2 separate regions of the Homo sapiens genome follow, and region 1 is linked to region 2. Evidence: chromatin loops called from intact Hi-C (ENCODE). Cell type or tissue: A673. All regions are shown on one strand. Each heading gives the region's core, and the rest is flanking DNA. Links, peaks and the distances in the headings are about the cores only.

The links. Peaks named below come from ENCODE experiments on the same cell type or tissue, not always from the same donor. Only the 100,000 strongest peaks of a DNase experiment are listed, where the experiment ranks them.
Region 1: it touches region 2 in a loop (5-fold over the local background); 6 of 110 quality-filtered maps call a loop at or near these places.

Annotation. Positions count from the first base shown.
Region 1 is chr2:7,188,110-7,196,446 of GRCh38, forward strand. No RefSeq gene overlaps it. Among named protein-coding and RNA genes, the nearest start is that of GRASLND, 270 kb to the left of the region's middle. RefSeq lists an enhancer at 2,352-2,881. In A673, for the core only: no CTCF peak of the experiment used is centred there; DNase peaks (open chromatin) are centred at 2,612, 3,142, 4,072, 7,062 and 1 weaker place; H3K27ac peaks cover 6,777 bases.
Region 2 is chr2:7,115,479-7,123,815 of GRCh38, forward strand. It overlaps LOC124908053 (a long non-coding RNA gene), which reads left to right and starts at 7,917. Exons shown (of 2, transcript XR_007088654.1): 1 at 7,917-8,337. In A673, for the core only: a CTCF peak has its summit at 3,734 (motif pointing right); a DNase peak (open chromatin) is centred at 3,903; H3K27ac peaks cover 2,076 bases.

The sequences.
Region 1 (8,337 bases), core at 208-8,207, 73 kb after region 2:
ACATTCAGCACAAACTGGAAGGGAGAATGTGGGAGCAGGATTTGTGGAACTGGTCATTTACCAGCAACTGGCCTTCATGCTTATATGAACATTTTCATACATCTTTGCCTCCTCTGAGTCACACGGATTGTTTATGAGGCTGACTGCTAGTTGGGCTTACTAGTGTAGATGCTGGGAGAATATGGGGCACAGGAGTTGTTACATATCGATGCCCTCTCCTCCTGCTGCCACCCAGATTGTGTGGTTGGCTGAGTCCCTCTCCTGAGGGCCACAGTTCCTTTCAAGCAGCCTTTACAAGGTCTAGAATCTGCTCCTACCCATGGCTCCTTCGAGAGTCAGGGGTGCCAACATCTCCTGCTGTTGCTCACCTTGGGCCACTGCATAATCCCTCGTGCATTCCCCAAATGCTCTGCATACATTTGTAAATAGTCATTTTAGTAAAAGCGCCTCAAATCACCCAGCTTGAGAGGGCTGTGAGTTTCCAGTCAGGACCCTCACTGGTCCACAATGGCAGAATGGTTACCATGGGAAGGAGGGAAGGGTGGGTGCCATGTGGCAAGGCCAGGGAGTCAGCAGGAGTGTGGTTAAGGAAGAAAAGTTGGGAGGCTGAGGCAGGAGAATGGCGTGAACCCAGGAGGCGGAGCTTGCAGTGAGCTGAGATTGTGCTACTGCACTCCAGCCTGGGCGGCAGAGAGAGACTCTGTCTCAAAAAAAAAAAAAAAAAGAAAAAGAAAGGAAAGTTGCCACATAGGGGAAGGAGGGAGAATGAAAAAGATCAAGGGGAAAAGCAAGAAGAATCAAATGGAGAGGGAATTCAGGGAGGGAATTCAGAGAGCTCTCGAGGCAACGGGATACTATCTGCACGACCCTTTCTATAGCCCCAGATCTCAGGCGAAATTCAGCAAGTGCAGGCCAGCCAATTGGATCCTGTGGGCATGAGTGAGTGCATGAGTGTGTGTGGGCATGAGTGTGTATGTGTGTCCTTGAATGAGTGTGTGTGCATGAGTGTGTATGCATGTGTGTGTGCATGAGTGAGTGTGTATGTGTGTCCTTGAATGAGTGTGTGTGCATGAGTGTGTGTCCTTGAATGAATGTGTGCATGAGTGTGTGTGCATGTGTGCGTGTGTGTGCATGAGTGTGTATGTGTGTCCTTGAATGAGTGTGTGTGCATGTGTGTGTGCACGCGTGTGTGTGCGCGCGTGTGTGCGTGCATGAATGTGTATGTGTGTCCTTGAATGAGTGTGTGTGCATGAGTGTGTGTGAATGAGTGTGTGTGTGCATGAGTGTGTATGTGTGTGTCCTTGAATGAGTGTGTGCATGAGTGTGTGTGTGCGCATGAGTATGTGTGTGCATGAGTGTGTGTGCACATGAGTGTGTGTGTGCATGAGTGAATGTGTATGTGTTAAGTGTGTGAGTGCATGAATGTGTGTGTGTCCATGAATGTGTGTGCATGAGTGTGTACATTAGTGAGTTTGTGTGGGCATGAGTGTGAGTCTGTAGACTAGTGAATGAGTGGAGAGCAACCCAAGGTGAAATAAACACTAACATTCCGAAAAAGGGCTGGGGCAGAGGGGATTTAGGCAACTATGTTCTTAGGGATTTATAGAAACTGGAGGACAGAATTTGAGGAATCTTTTTCCCAAGGCTTTGAAACTGGGGGTTTGAGGACCGTTTACCTAAATCATCAAGGGGCAATGTGCCCCAGCTGCCAGGTTACAGCTTGTATTATCAATTAAGTGCTAAATTGAAGAGGTAAATCACCGTAGTGACAAGCGGCTTCTCCAATATAAAAAAGAGCTCAGCTTTTTTTTTTTTTTAGACTTTAAGATAGTCTATTTAAAAGGAGCATGCCAGACAGCAGCTGGTTTTGGCTATGAGGAGAGACTGGAGTTGAACCTGCGTTTAAAATAGAGTATGTTAGTTCAGAGACTGAAAGCTAGACAAGAATGGCCAACTATTTGGATTCTGTAACATTTTAGATAGATTTTAGAAACCCAAGTGCAGCATTTTTTTTCTTGGACTCTTATTTGCACAGAAAAAGTTTGTTAATATCAGTTCAAGGAGATTAATGCTAATTTGCATTCATTTATGCAAACAGTAGCTCTTTAGGAAATCTAGAATGTTGAAGCTGGAAGAGAAGGTTTACTCATTCCTCATCATTTGGCATATCAGGAAATGAAGATGGAAGCTTCCGACTGCTTGCCAAAGGTCATAATGGAGACTGAATGAGAATCAAGGTTGTCTGAATCCCAAATGGTTCTCTTTTCCCCGCATGTGCTGCCTCCTGTTTGGGGATTTCCATTTCTTAAGAAAAAAATCATCAAAAAGCAAGATGGTACATACCAGAAAAACACTTAGGAGACAACACAGTGATTTGCAAAGAATGTAAATTTTGAGGATAAAACTGATCTGAAATTGAATTTCTGCTCTGCTGTTTAGACTTCTCCAAGTCTCAGTATCCTCCTTGTAAAAATGGGGTCACAGTATTTGCCATGCGAGGAAGTATTAAAGATTATGGAAATGTTGTGTGAAGCACATCGTAGGACACAGCTGGTGATCAGCAAGTGTATTGACTCTACCCCAGCGAGGCAGCTCAGCCTTTTGCAGTCTTAGCCCAAACAACAAAGGATTCCCTCTGTGAGGCCATGCACAATGAAGTGTCATGATGCCACACGGAGTTTGTCCCAGGGAGGCTGCTGTGAGTAGATGTCTGGCAGAAGCTCCTGCTATCATATCCATCTTGTGTCTTTGTAGCTGATGTGATGAGAATGATGGCAAACATTTGCATTCTGGCTTGCTTCTGAGTGTATTTGGTCTTGAGGTGGATTGTGCTTCACCTTATCCCACATTAAACAAAAATCATGTTGAAGGGGCATGACTTTCAAATAATTGTCACTTTGGGGTTTCAACAAGCAGTCTAGATGAGTTGAATGCTGAAATTTGCTATTTCTGGGTGAATATGATAGTATTGAGGAGGAAAAAATGAGTCATCCCTAAACTCATTCTTTCCCCATTTGTACCAGAAATCACCTATTTACTCTATTTCCCCCCCATTCCCCTACTCACGTGCCTTGTATGTAATCTCAGAGTCTTAAGCTTTAGCAGGCTGTGAGGGTGATGTTACACTGCAAGCTGCCTTTAATTAAAACTGGAACCCAGGAGAGATGGACAGTCCCATCCACTCTAAGAAATGCATGATGAGGTCATCTCCATGATTCCTTGCTTTAAGGATGCTTTCTTTTTGTGAGCACACCAAGTCCCTGAAGGGAGCACCTTCTGTTACTTGGTGCTTACTGCCTGCCTTTTCAAACACTAGTTAATTTCTCTAGATTTTTTTCCTTACAAAGACCAAATTACCTCTTAATACTCATTTTGTAGATAGAAATAAGCTTTTTTTTTTCTTTTTTAACTACTGCCTTTTGAAGTCAGGTCTTTAGCTTATTTTCCTTCTTACTTCCTTTCTGCCACCGTCTGCCACTGGCGGTTCTCCCATAGGTTGTCCTTACATGCACGACAGCCACAGAGTGTGCCTGGGAGGTTATGCTGGAGTCTCTCTATTCACTGAACACAGTTTACCTCTCCACGAATACTTCCAGGCATCATCTTCCACACCGGGAGCCACTGAGCCCCCTTGATAGTTACAATTCTGACTACACTGCTTCCTAGGCAGAGTCTCCTACACAGGGGCTCTGCTGTTCTGTGCTTGGTGCATTTCCAAGGGGGTCTTCAGCCCGTGAATGAGAAGTTATGGAGTGCAAGGGAAGGAACTGAGGTGATGGAGGTCAGCCAGCCTGGGATCCACATTTAGCTGGGCCCTGACTTGCTCCATCTCTGTGGGTAATTTGCCATCCTCCTCTGTGCCTCTTTTCCTCTCTATAATAAGGAATTCTTGTCTATGATGTAGTCTTTCCTGCATGCCTTGTGTCTGCTTTGCCCTGTGGTTGCTCTCTCTTGGAATGTTTCTACCTTCTGCACATCTGCTTTGTAATGTGAAGGCCACAGCTTATCCACATATACGTAAGGAATTCACCCAATTGAATTAAGCAGACCGGTGACTTCATGGCCTTGGTATGTATTAGCCCCGCTAAGAAGGCTGGATCTATGCCAGCTTTTAATAGAGAGCGTGATCCCCACATAGTGTATAAGCTGCTGTGCAGTTTACAACTGTGGGCTGTGTGTATTTCATGGTATTATCAGCATTTTCTCAGATCTCACTCTTAACCCCTTGGCTTTATGGTTTTACTTTGTTGTCTAGAAGTTGAGTTGCTCCTCCCTTATCCCACTTTGGCTTATCATTGATTAATTTGTAAAATATTCTCCTGGGCCAGGTGTGGTGGCCCGTGCCTGCAACCCCAGCATTTGGGGAGGCCAAGGCAGGAGGATTGCTCGAGGCCAAATGTTTGATGCCAAGAGTTCAAGACCTGTCTCTACACAAAATTAGAATAAAAAAATTAGCCATGTGCAGTGGTACACGCCTATAATCCCAGCTACTAGGGAGGGTGAGGTAGGAGGATCAGTTGAGCCCAGGAGTTCAAGGCTGCTGCAGGGATCTAGTATCACACCATAGTACTCATCCTGGGCAACAGAGCAAAACCCTGTCTCTGTTTAACAGTCAATCAATCAATAAAAATGAAAGTAAAATATTCTCCTATAACTTTCATTCAAAAATATTGCTTAAAATACAGGTGGTTACACACAGACCTATTTAGAGTTGCATGACTGTATACAAGTTAGCATATACATGCTTTTTCTTGCTGTGTCAGCTATGATGACCCAGAAGTAGTGATACTCCAGTAGCAACAAACACACCTAGTGCCCAGATGTTGTTTTCTAATACCATTCTCTCATGAAAGAGACCAAACCTCCTTGGAAAAAATGTCTGATTCTAGAACTGGGAAAAAAAAATATGCAAGAGGAGCCTGGAACATCTTGTAGTGCCAGAAAATGAGCTAGGGCAGAAACAACAAAAAATGAAAATCCCACAATGATAGGGATGTGACAAAGGGAGAAGGGAGCCAAATGAAAGAGTCTCCCATGGTAAGGCCTGCAAAGACTGGAGCAAAATAAAGTAGTATTGTATTATAAACAAAAGTGTCTGACAAATATCCATGAATCATTGTTGATATAAAAAAATGGATGGCTAACTACACGGGGGAAAAAGACGAATCTACGCAGGAGATTTGCAAATGATTTCTGTAGATATTTTATCCTTAAGGCTGTGGGCACAGTTCCCTATCACTTGGATGTGGGCTGGGTGTAGTGATTTTCTTCTAATGAGTACAGTTAGGGAAAGAGGAAAAGATGAATTCTGTAGAGGAGAAACTTGACAAGCATGACCTCAGCCAGGTGATCAAGGTCAAATCAACAATAACAAGTCATCTTGCTGCTATTTACTCTTTATAGGGTGGGATGACAATAGAAGATTACCTCTTAGATCTTTCTCTCAAAAGCACATAATCCCAGTCTAATCATGGAAAAAAAATTAGAAAAATTACAGCTGAGGGACATTCTACAAAATACTTGACCAGTACTTCTCAAAATTGTCAAGGTCATCAAAAACAAGGAAAGTCTGGGAGACTGTCACAGCTAGCAAAGCCTGGAAAGATATTCCCACTAAATGCCATGTGATTTCCTACATGGGATTCTGGAACATGAAAGCTGAATAAATTATGGACTTTAGTTGATAAAAATGTATCAATATTGGCTTACTATAATTTATTAGTCATAACAAATGTGCCATCCTAGTGTAAGACGCGCTGGTGGGGCCTCTGGGGGCAGGGGTATGGAAACTCCCTGTGCCCTTTCCATAACTTTTCTGTAAAACTAACACAGGGCTAAAAATAAAACATTTGATGAAATTATTTCTTGACTTCATACTAAGAGCCAGGCCCTACTCTAAACATTGTGGATATGGTAGTGAGTGAAAGGAAGAACCTCTGGCTACATCTAGTATATTTTCTGGTAAGATAAATTTCCTAATTTTTTAAAAATTGCTATTAGATTTGGATCTCTGCTCAAATTAAATTTGCATGAGCCCTAATTTCAGACCCCTCCTTTCCCTATGTCATTCAGAAACTTATTCAGATATCGGACTCCTCTAGAAGTGAACATGGAAATTAAAAGAAAAATGTCTTCAGAAAATCCACAACAGTTGATACAAATATCATACTCATTCCTCTTTGTGAAATGAAATTGTGATTATTTATTGAACACAAAATTCTACCCAATGGGACTTTCTCAATATTTAGTCTGTGAGGAGGGTGCCCTGATATTGTGGCAGAAAGAGGAAGAGGGCAAAGAAAACCAACACCGAAAAGCAGATGCTGATGTGAGCAAGTGTAATTCTTTGAAACCACTTGGTACCTAAAATAAAATCATATGTCCTTCAAGGATTTTATGTCTACAACAAATTACATACACTGATGGTTTCATAAAGTTGCTCGGTCATCATTAGGAACCAGAGTGGGGTAGTTGAGAAATGAACTTTAGGTAGAGATGACCTGACTTTAGAACCCAGCTCTGTTATGCAGTAGCTCTGTGAGCCTGGGGTGTATGTGAGCATTTATCTTGCCTTAATTCCTCATCTACAAAATGAGAGTAATGGTGGTCTCGATCTCATAGCTTCCTTAGAGAATCAATTCATCCCTCAAATGGACTTAGAATACGTATCTCACAGATATCAGTCATGATTATTAAGAAACAGCCAAATTATTTCAGGTTATTAATAGTAAGCATATGCTCAATGAATTGAAAAGGGGGTCAAGCAAAGTCACAGAAAAAATTCAATAATGGACAGTTTTACAAAATCCCATATATGATCAATGCTTTTCAAAATATTATCAGTGTCTTTTCTGACATCCATAATGTTACCATGTTAAAGAAAGAATAAGAGGAAGGAAGGAAGGAAGGAAGGAAGGAAGGAAGGAAGGAAGGAAGGAAGGAAATAATAATATAATAATAATAATAAATTGGGAAACATTCATCAGAGTTTGCCCTGTATGGGTTTCTTGAGTAGTCTTGGAGAGGGGTTGAATGCTCCAATGTTGCAATTTATGGGACATTTAAACAGTGTATTAAAATAGCAAAATGAACTGTCTTTGACTTCACTCTTGTCTCATTTGTACTAAGTTATTTTATTGTTTAACTTGATAGAGAAGGAGGACGCCTGTCCTTGCACTTCTGGTGGGAGATTTCTTTTCAGCAGCTTTCGTACCCACCAGCATTGTAGCCAACCTTGTGGGTGCTCTACCAGCAACTTCTCTACATTCTTACCCTGGCGCACGTTGACCGCATGGCTTCCATTTCCATACACCTGTGCCTGGGATTCTGCCAGGGCTTTCTTTGGCTCCCTGAATGGCAGTCAGGAAGGCTGGAAGAACAGGGTGTTCTGTGCCCCCTGAAAGTAGCCCCCAACCAATGGCTGGTAGGGTTGGTGGATAAAGACCCCAGGTCCCTCACCCCTGTTTGGGATGGAGCTGAGGTGTGATCTCGTCCATCTCCCAGAGCACCACTGTGGGGTGGACTCCATTGCCCACGGTGAGAATCTGCTCCACGACACACCAGTTCTTGGTTTCCTTCCCTTTCCTAACTCATTTCCCCACATTTCTAGTGATGCTTCCAGAGATCGTCATTTAAATAAGCTACTTGCTATCATACCTTTGTCTCCAAGTCTGCTTCTAGGAGAACCCAAACTAAGACAAACTCCATGATTGTTTTGCCTATTCTTTATAATCCTGGAACATTTTATTTTCCCAGACAGCAGTACTAATGTGCAGGCCGATGTGTGACGTTTGCCACCAAAGAGTCTTTCACAACAATGGTGCCCAGTTTCCATAAATAAATAATTTTACTACAAGTGCATGTGAGGAGGGTTCAACTGGGATCACTTCCCATCAAGGCTGCTCGCTTTTATTTTTAATTTATTTTTTATTGACAAATAAAATTGTATATATTCATTGCAATATGTTGTTTTGAAATATGTATACATTGTGAAATGGCTAAATGTAACTAATTAGCCTATGCAATACCTCACATACTTAACATTTTTTGTGGTGAGAACACTTAAAATCTACTCTCTTAGCAACTTTCAAGTGTACAATACATTGTTACTAACTATAGTCACCATGTTGTACAATGAATCTCTTGAACTTATTCCTTCTATCTAAGTAAAATTTTGTGTCTTTGACTAACATCTCCCCAACCATGTCTGTCCATGTATAAGTGAGATCATGAGGTATTTGTCTTTCTAAACCTGGCTTATTTTACTAAACATAATGTTCTTCAGATTCATTCATGTTGTTCCAGATGACAAGATTGCCTTCTATTTTAAGTCTAAAT
Region 2 (8,337 bases), core at 87-8,086:
GGGGAATGGGATTGTTTGGTGAGGTGAAGTATCAGTAGAGGAGCATGCAAGAGATAATCAAGAATTAATTGAGAACAGTCAGGACAAAACCAATCAGAAAAGTCCCTATGTGCTGTACCTTAGAGGTTGAATTCATTTTGTGGGCAATGGGGTTCCCATGAAAGGTTTGAAACAGAGAAGTGTAAGTGTCTGGCAAAAAGCTCAAAGAGAGCTTGCACACAACATTTCTCCATCTTCTTTCATTGTCATTGCTTTTCCTCTTTGTGCCCCCATTCTTCTTCCCGTTTCTTCCTTTATAATCTTCCTCAGAATAAACACTTTCATGTATAAATCTCTCAATGGATTTCTTTTCTTCGATTTTGAAGTATTGTATAATCATCTTTTCACCAATTTAGGTACTCTTGTTTTATGCAATTTTTTTTTAGTAACAGGCACAAAGAGTTTGATTGTTTGAAGCCGTTTTTTAATTATTGAAATGAACAGTTTACACCAATCAAAAGAAGTCAGTGCTTGGAATAGCTGCAAATGAATAGACAGAGAGATTTGGAGCATATTCTGATAACTGAACAGGAGGACAGCTTCAAGATTTGTGACTCAGGGTTGTCCAAGATTCCCATATTTTGAAGATTTGCAGGCGAGCCCGCAACCTGTTTAAAATAAGGCTCTCCTGTCTCAAATGCTGATCACACTTGTCCTATGAATAGACAGAGCGTATTTTATAAATGTCATCCAAGGGAAGGTCAGAGCTCCCCACCTGGTCCTTGTCTTTACCAGCTGTGAAAAGAGAAAGTTGTGAAGAAAGAGTTTCCAAAAAATTCACATCTCTTGACACATATGAAGAAAAAAAAGAAAATGAAGACAAATTTATTGAACACCTACTATGTGCAGGGCACTGAGCTGGGCACTTTCCCATGCATTTATCTTATATCATGCAATCATGCCAAGAGGCAGGTGGCTGTAATCCCATCTTCAAATGACAAAACGGAGAGTCAGAGATAGACAGGTCCATAACACAAAGCTGGAATGGGGAAGAGCAGAGTCTGCGCCCAGGGCTGTCTTTGTTCCCCAGCTGCATTTTCAGGTTCCAATAGAGTCTGAATCCATCCTATGGCTCCTTCTCATCCTACACTGCAGAGGGAAAAAGAACTCCAAAATGCTACTGCATATTCAGAGGGAAAGCATGTCTCCTTAGTGCCTACTCGTCAGCAGTGACAGTCTGTCTTCCCCTAGCTTGGTGCAGAGGGTCAATTTAAATCCTCTGAAGTGCCAAGAGCCCCATCTGCTCCTCCATCTGAAATGGGAATATTTTGCTCTTTTTTTTTTTTTTTTTAAATCTTGATTTGGTCTTTTGCTGTTTGTGTTGCAGCCTTCAGCCCAGATGCCAATAAGGAGGAAAATGTATTAAGTGATAAGGGGCAAATCAATGAAATTAAAATGAATGAGGGGGGAGAATCTGATATGGGGGCAAAAAATGAAGTCTCCCTGTAACAGCTAGTCCAGGCGTACCAGGGAATGCGAGCAGGTTCCTATGCGATTCCAGCAGACACTGACTAGAACCACACGTCTGGGGTAGAGGAGTCAAGACAGCCCAGGTAGATGTGCCAGAAACACCTTGAAGAGACTCTGCCTGAAGACACAGCCCGCTCTGTGGTACAGCTGCTGTTTATTAGGGATGCTCATATTTTATGGATGCGAGCCTGAGAGGGGAGTGCTGTGGTATGTTGGAATCGCAGTTTATCGGTTTTACATCCATGTGCAAAGCTACGACTCTCCACTGTAAGAATGTGAGCACAAAGTTTCAGAGAATGGCAGAATTACAGAGCTCTGGGCTAGCATGGGGGGAGTGTGTGGGATCAGGGACTCATGGAGCACTCACTAGGAATCGCAGGAACACGGGAATCAGCCTTGCCGTGAGAACCAGCCTTGCTGTGTGCTGCTAGCTGACTTCCAAAATCCCCCTGGGCCTGTTTCTTCAACCAAAAAATGGAGCTGAAGATGTATGTCACAGCAAGCCGATGTAAGAAGCAAAGAAAATGACTGTGTTTAACATATTGCCTGAAGATAACAATGTTTTATTAATGATTTTCTCCTAATCAAAAGCTCTTATTTTATAGTCGTGAAAGGAGAGACCTACAGAAGTAAAATTATTATTTTCCTTTTAAACAGTGCAATATTAGTTTATCTTTTTGCATTAATCAATGCTTTCTCAGATGAGCAGTCACCCTTGATCCTCACAGTGACTGTGAAGGAGCCCAGCAGGCCGAGGCACCCTCATTCTGTAGCTGAGATGCAGATGTGGGGTGCTGGAGCTTGAAAGCTCCGTGGGCTGGGGATCAGGGCGGCTTGCCCTGTGCTTGGCAAACTGCCCCCCGACGGTCTCCATGCTGCCAGGGAGTCTTCAAGGCTGCTTTGGGGGAAAGTAGGGACCCTCATCTTATATTTTATTATTATAAAATTATTATAAAAATACAAAAATATATAATATATAATAATATATATTATTATATATGATATATTAGAATACTATATAATATATTATATAATAAATATATAAAATATAAAAGTATTATAAATAATTTTATAATTAGACTTCTATGCAGGACTGTGTTTTGTATATGCAAAACAGATTCAACAGATTTCTTTAAAAGTTTAAAAACTCTTGAGTTATACTGATTTCTTGACTTGATGCACACAGAACAATGACTCAACTTGGAGAGGTGAAGACATCTCCCAGGTCACCCAGCTGCAGACAGTGCTCTGCCCCTCCCAGCAGGACTGTCACTCCTGCCACCAAACGACGACTCTTCCTTTTTAGGTATTAGTGGCATGTAATTGATGGATTCCTTATCAGGGTCAAAATGAAAGCTGAACCTTATATACATACAGGTGAGAAAATATTTTTGGAACCCCAAAATAGTCATTTTGGAAGTATTTCCATGACTACCTGGAAAACAGGTCGTTTCAAAGATTACCTTAAAAAAAAATCTATACGATAAGAAGTTGAAATATTGCAGAAACTTCAAATCCTGCCTTATTTAAAAGTTAAGGTGAATTAAAATAGTAGTGATAGAATTGTTTCCTAAGATACAGGGCAAATGGGAAATAGGCGTAGATGCCAAATGTTTCCTGTTTGAATTTCTAGGGCGTTAAAGGAATCAGGGAGCTATGTTGTTGAACGTGTCTGCAATGTCAGGTGAACTCTGGTGAGCCTGGAGCAAACAGGATTCTTTTTCACAATGCAGGGCAGACAGAAGAGTGAGGCCATTTCTCATTTCTCACTCCCCGCACCCCATGGTGACAGGACCTCAGCAGTTCCATCTGCAGGTGCCAGCTTCATTGTGGACAGACTCTGCTCTAAGGATGCCTGGTCTCAGTGTCCTGTGTTTCGACGGAGGTGCCCAGGGACAGCTCTGACTTCTCAGAGTCCTGGGTGGAGAGGGCCACCTGTTGTTTAGTCTTTTCTGGCAGGGCAGACCCATGACCAGGCTGCTTTGTGCCAAGCCAGGGGGGTCTTTGATTTCTTTGTTTCTCAACCAAGCAGACATTTTCTTTCCTTTTATTTATTTCTTCCTATCCCTGGCCTCTCATTTGATTTTTTGCTTGTTCAGCACAGCAGTACTTATTCCCTGCAAAATGAATTGATTTCTCCTTCCAGATGTTGGAAATATGAAAGTAATCTTGGCCCTACAGAGAATTGTCTTTGAGAAATCACCCACTTTGTCCTCAACAGCAGGTGTCACTGTTGTAGCAGAAAACCCTGCTGCTTCCAGGGCCCGGGCCAGCCCAGAGATATTTTTACCCAAAAGAGAAAAGGCCCAACATGAGATTCAAACTTGGCAAAAGAAATTCCAAAATGAATGTGAAACCTCATAAAAGGCTGTAAATTATCAGCGTGTCTTTAAACGCTGAGCCCAGGACTTTCAGCACCCATCCCTTGGGAAGAGAGACCGTGGGACTGGTCCCAATCTGCAATCACTCATGATCTCATCCATCCTGCAGCCCCAGGGCTGCTGTCCTGGCCTCACAAGGATGTAGAGGAGCAGTGACCGAATCCCCTCCTTGTCTCCTGGACCACAAGCCTCAGGGGAACACAGGGAATTTTGCTGTGCACGTGCTGGTGTCTGGCGCTCCAGGATTAGCTCTCCTGAGGACACTTTCAGCAAGAAGCTTGTATGCTGGAGCTCACAGGATTACGTGGTTTGCCCAAGGACACTCAGGTCATGAGTGGTGGAGCTAGAAGGAAAGCCATCTTTTGCTAGGCCCCACTGTTTCTTCTATGTATCTGGTATAGCTTGGACCACAGGGATAATGTGGTGGATGTAAACATGACTTCTCCCAGTTCTCTATGCAGAATACAGCATTGTTAAGTGAACCCAATTTAGATTCCCTTGTGGCCAGGGCATTTGGTGTGGCTGGGCCAACACCACTGGGAAAGGTGGTAATGGTTTCGAGATTCAAAACTATATTTCAAAATGTGCTTTGTTCTTTGCAAACATGGTCATTCACTTAAAGTTCAAACATCATGAAATACAAATAAGAAGTCAGAATTTGTATACCTTTAGGTACACAGGAAAACTGCTATGTCAGTAAATTGGGCCTTGACATGCTAACATACAGCTTAGCACATGGCCATAGAATTTAAGTACAGTGTGTTCACATCTGAATAGAGAAAACAAAAGAAATGAAGAAAAATTGGGAGAGCCTGGAGCTGGAGACCAGATGGGCATACAGCATGATCCATCATCTTCTCAAGCAGCGTCTCTCATCCCCAGCAAGGCCTGTACTGAGGGCTGGGTTGGGATTTGGGGTTGCTGTTTAGCAGAGTGGCTTATTCTTTTTTTAAATTTTTTTATTTTACTTTAAGTTCCGGGATACATATGCAGAACGTGCCGGTTTGTTACGTAGGCATACATGTGCCCTGGTGGTTTGGAACATGCCGGTTTGTTACGTAGGCATACATGTGTTATGGTGGTTTGGAACGTGCCGGTTTGTTACGTAGGCATACATGTGCCATGGTGGTTTGGAACGTGCCGGTTTGTTACATAGGCATACATGTGCCATGGTGGTTTGGAACGTGCCGGTTTGTTACGTAGGCATACATGTGTTATGGTGGTTTGGAACGTGCCGGTTTGTTACATAGGCATACATGTGCCATGGTGGTTTGGAACGTGCCGGTTTGTTACGTAGGCATACATGTGCCATGGTGGTTTGGAACGTGCCGGTTTGTTACATAGGCATACATGTGCCATGGTGGTTTGGAACGTGCCGGTTTGTTACGTAGGCATACATGTGCCATGGTGGTTTGGATCGTGCCGGTTTGTTACATAGGCATACATGTGCCATGGTGGTTTGGGACGTGCCGGTTTGTTACATAGGCATACATGTGCCATGGTGGTTTGGAACGTGCCGGTTTGTTACGTAGGCATACATGTGTTATGGTGGTTTACAACGTGCCGGTTTGTTACGTAGGCATACATGTGTTATGGTGGTTTACAACGTGCCGGTTTGTTACATAGGCATACATGTGCCATGGTGGTTTGGAACGTGCCGGTTTGTTACGTAGGCATACATGTGCCATGGTGGTTTGGAACGTGCTGGTTTGTTACATAGGCATACATGTGCCATGGTGGTTTGGAACGTGCCGGTTTGTTACATAGGCATACATGTGTTATGGTGGTTTACAACGTGCCGGTTTGTTACATAGGCATACATGTGCCATGGTGGTTTGGAACGTGCCGGTTTGTTACATAGGCATACATGTGCCATGGTGGTTTGGAACGTGCCGGTTTGTTACGTAGGCATACATGTGTTATGGTGGTTTACAACGTGCCGGTTTGTTACATAGGCATACATGTGCCATGGTGGTTTGGAACGTGCCGGTTTGTTACATAGGCATACATGTGCCATGGTGGTTTGGAACGTGCCGGTTTGTTACATAGGCATACATGTGCCATGGTGGTTTGGTGCACCCATCAACCCGTCATGTTGGTTTTAAGCCCCACATGCATTAGGTGGCTCATTCTTAACATGCAAGCCAGGCCCACTAAGGTAGGGCTGTGGCATCTGCAACACACCAGGACAGAGACCTCATTTTTATCAAGGGGAAGAGAAATCAGAATATTTGTTAATTAAAAAGTACTAGGTGCTCAGGATTCCTCAGAGGGAACAGATACATTTTTCCTAGAAGATGGAGGTTGTCTCGGTTGACTGGCTCAAACTCCACATCCCCAAAACAGGGCTAAAATTCTGAATCTGGAGCCAGCTGTGTAACCTTAATTAGTCATCTCATCTTTCCAAGCTGCATCTTCTGAATCTGAGAAATAGAATTTATAACACTATCTACTTGATGGGGCTGTTATGAGGAATAAAGGAGAAAATGAGTATACATCCTTATATACAGCAAATGTCTAACACATGTTAACTAAGGATTTATTCATAATAGATGAGGTGAATTCATACTTGGTCCTGCTTTCAGATGGACACAGCTTCACGGCTAGAGGGAACTTGGCTGTCAGAGGTAATCGGATGTCTTATCCCGTGAGGCACCGTGATCAGTGTTAGGGGTTGTTTGGAGTGCTGTCCTGTGTAGGATCCTGAAGCCTGATCCCACTTAAGTAGACAAGAGTTTTGATCTTAATTATCAATGCCTGTCAAGGGCATAGGAGAGAGAAGTGACATCACGGGGCTACATAGTCCCAATTTCATTCCCAAATTAGTTCAACAGCCTTATTTTCAGACAAGCCTAGAGTGGTCAGGAAAACTTGGAAAACACATTTTTCAAGCTAGTTTTGTGGCTAATGGAGGCCAGATCTCAGTCTCGCTATTTCTCATTCAATTCTGCTGCAACCACTGCCCCTCCATGCAGGAAAGGCAATTCACCTCCATCAGAAATAGAAAGCGCCCTATACAAGAAGGTTAGTGATACCCCTATGTTATTTTGCTCAAATCTTTGGGTTCAGGGAATAAATTCCTTAACTGCAAAGTGGAATTTCTTTAATTACTCTGCCCTCATCTGTACTCCCAGGACAGATCAAGGCACTGTGAATTTTGCTAGGTGTCCATCAGAAAGATGCAAGAGGACTATGGTTGAACAGAATCTCTAGAGACCTCACCCTGCCCCTGCTGAGGTGTCCCCTAAAACATGTACCTACAGCACTCTGGAAAGACGTGGAATGAACAATAGTTTAAAGGGAACGTTACAGGGAATATATGTTACAATAGCGTAGAAATAGCTGGAGGTGACCTTTTATGGTTTGGGTCAGCTTTCATTCTAAATGAGTCATGTTCTTTTTTCTCCTTTTTTCCCCTTCATGTTCTCCCTTCCCTTAGTTCACTGCATCCAGACAGAAGCTGGTTTAAAGAATAGGATCCATGTTAATCTATGGGTAGAAGTACTTCAAATCTCCACTTCCGATTTCAGACAAGCAGTGATCCTGCTTAACTAGCCCCACCTATTCAGTTTGGAACTGCCAGAAGGATAGACTTACTTTGGAGTAACCGTCATGTTTCTTGCTCTGGAAGAGGAATATCCTGGGATATAACAGCCTCTCAAGGCACAGGCAAAATGAAGGGGCAGACTGGAGGCAGCGCAGAGTGCCTGACCCAATAGGTAACTTCCATGAGACCAAGCCTCCACACACCTTGTCCAGGCCGTCTTCTCCTCGGAGTCTGTTTAAAGTAATCTGTTTGTGGCCGGGTGCTGTGACTCACACCCAGCTTTTGGGGAGGCCGACGTGGGCGGATCAACTGAGGTCAGGAGTTCGAGACCAGCCTAACCAACATGTTGAAAACCCATCTCTACTAAAAATACAAAAATTAGCTGGGCATGGTGGCGTGCACCTGTAGTCCCAGCTATTTGGGAGGCTGAGTCGTGAGAATTGCATGAACCTGGGAGGTGGAGGTTGCCATGAGCTGAGATCACATTCCAGCCTGGCAACAAAGTAAGACTCTGTCCCCCCGCCCCCCTGCCCCCAAAAAAGTAATTTTTGTGCCTTCTTTTCTTATCTGAATTTTGACTTCAGGGGCCAAAAATTCAGTTTCTCACAGATCAAATACCTATTTCTAACAATATCCAAGGACCTCTTTAACTCAACTCTTTCTGAAGATGGCAAGAGAATTGAGGAGGACCAAACCCACACTCAGGACTGAGAAGGAAAAAACCCTACACATTTTATTAAGCCTATTCATGCAGAACTACAAGCTCTATCTGTAGCGTGGGGTTCTAAAATTAATTCCCGCAGCTAAGTGTGACTAAGATAACCATCTCTATGGCAGCTTTTCCTTGATTTCTCATATTCTGTTAGCTGAACTCTGCTGGTCAGCTTCTGCAGGTGCCAT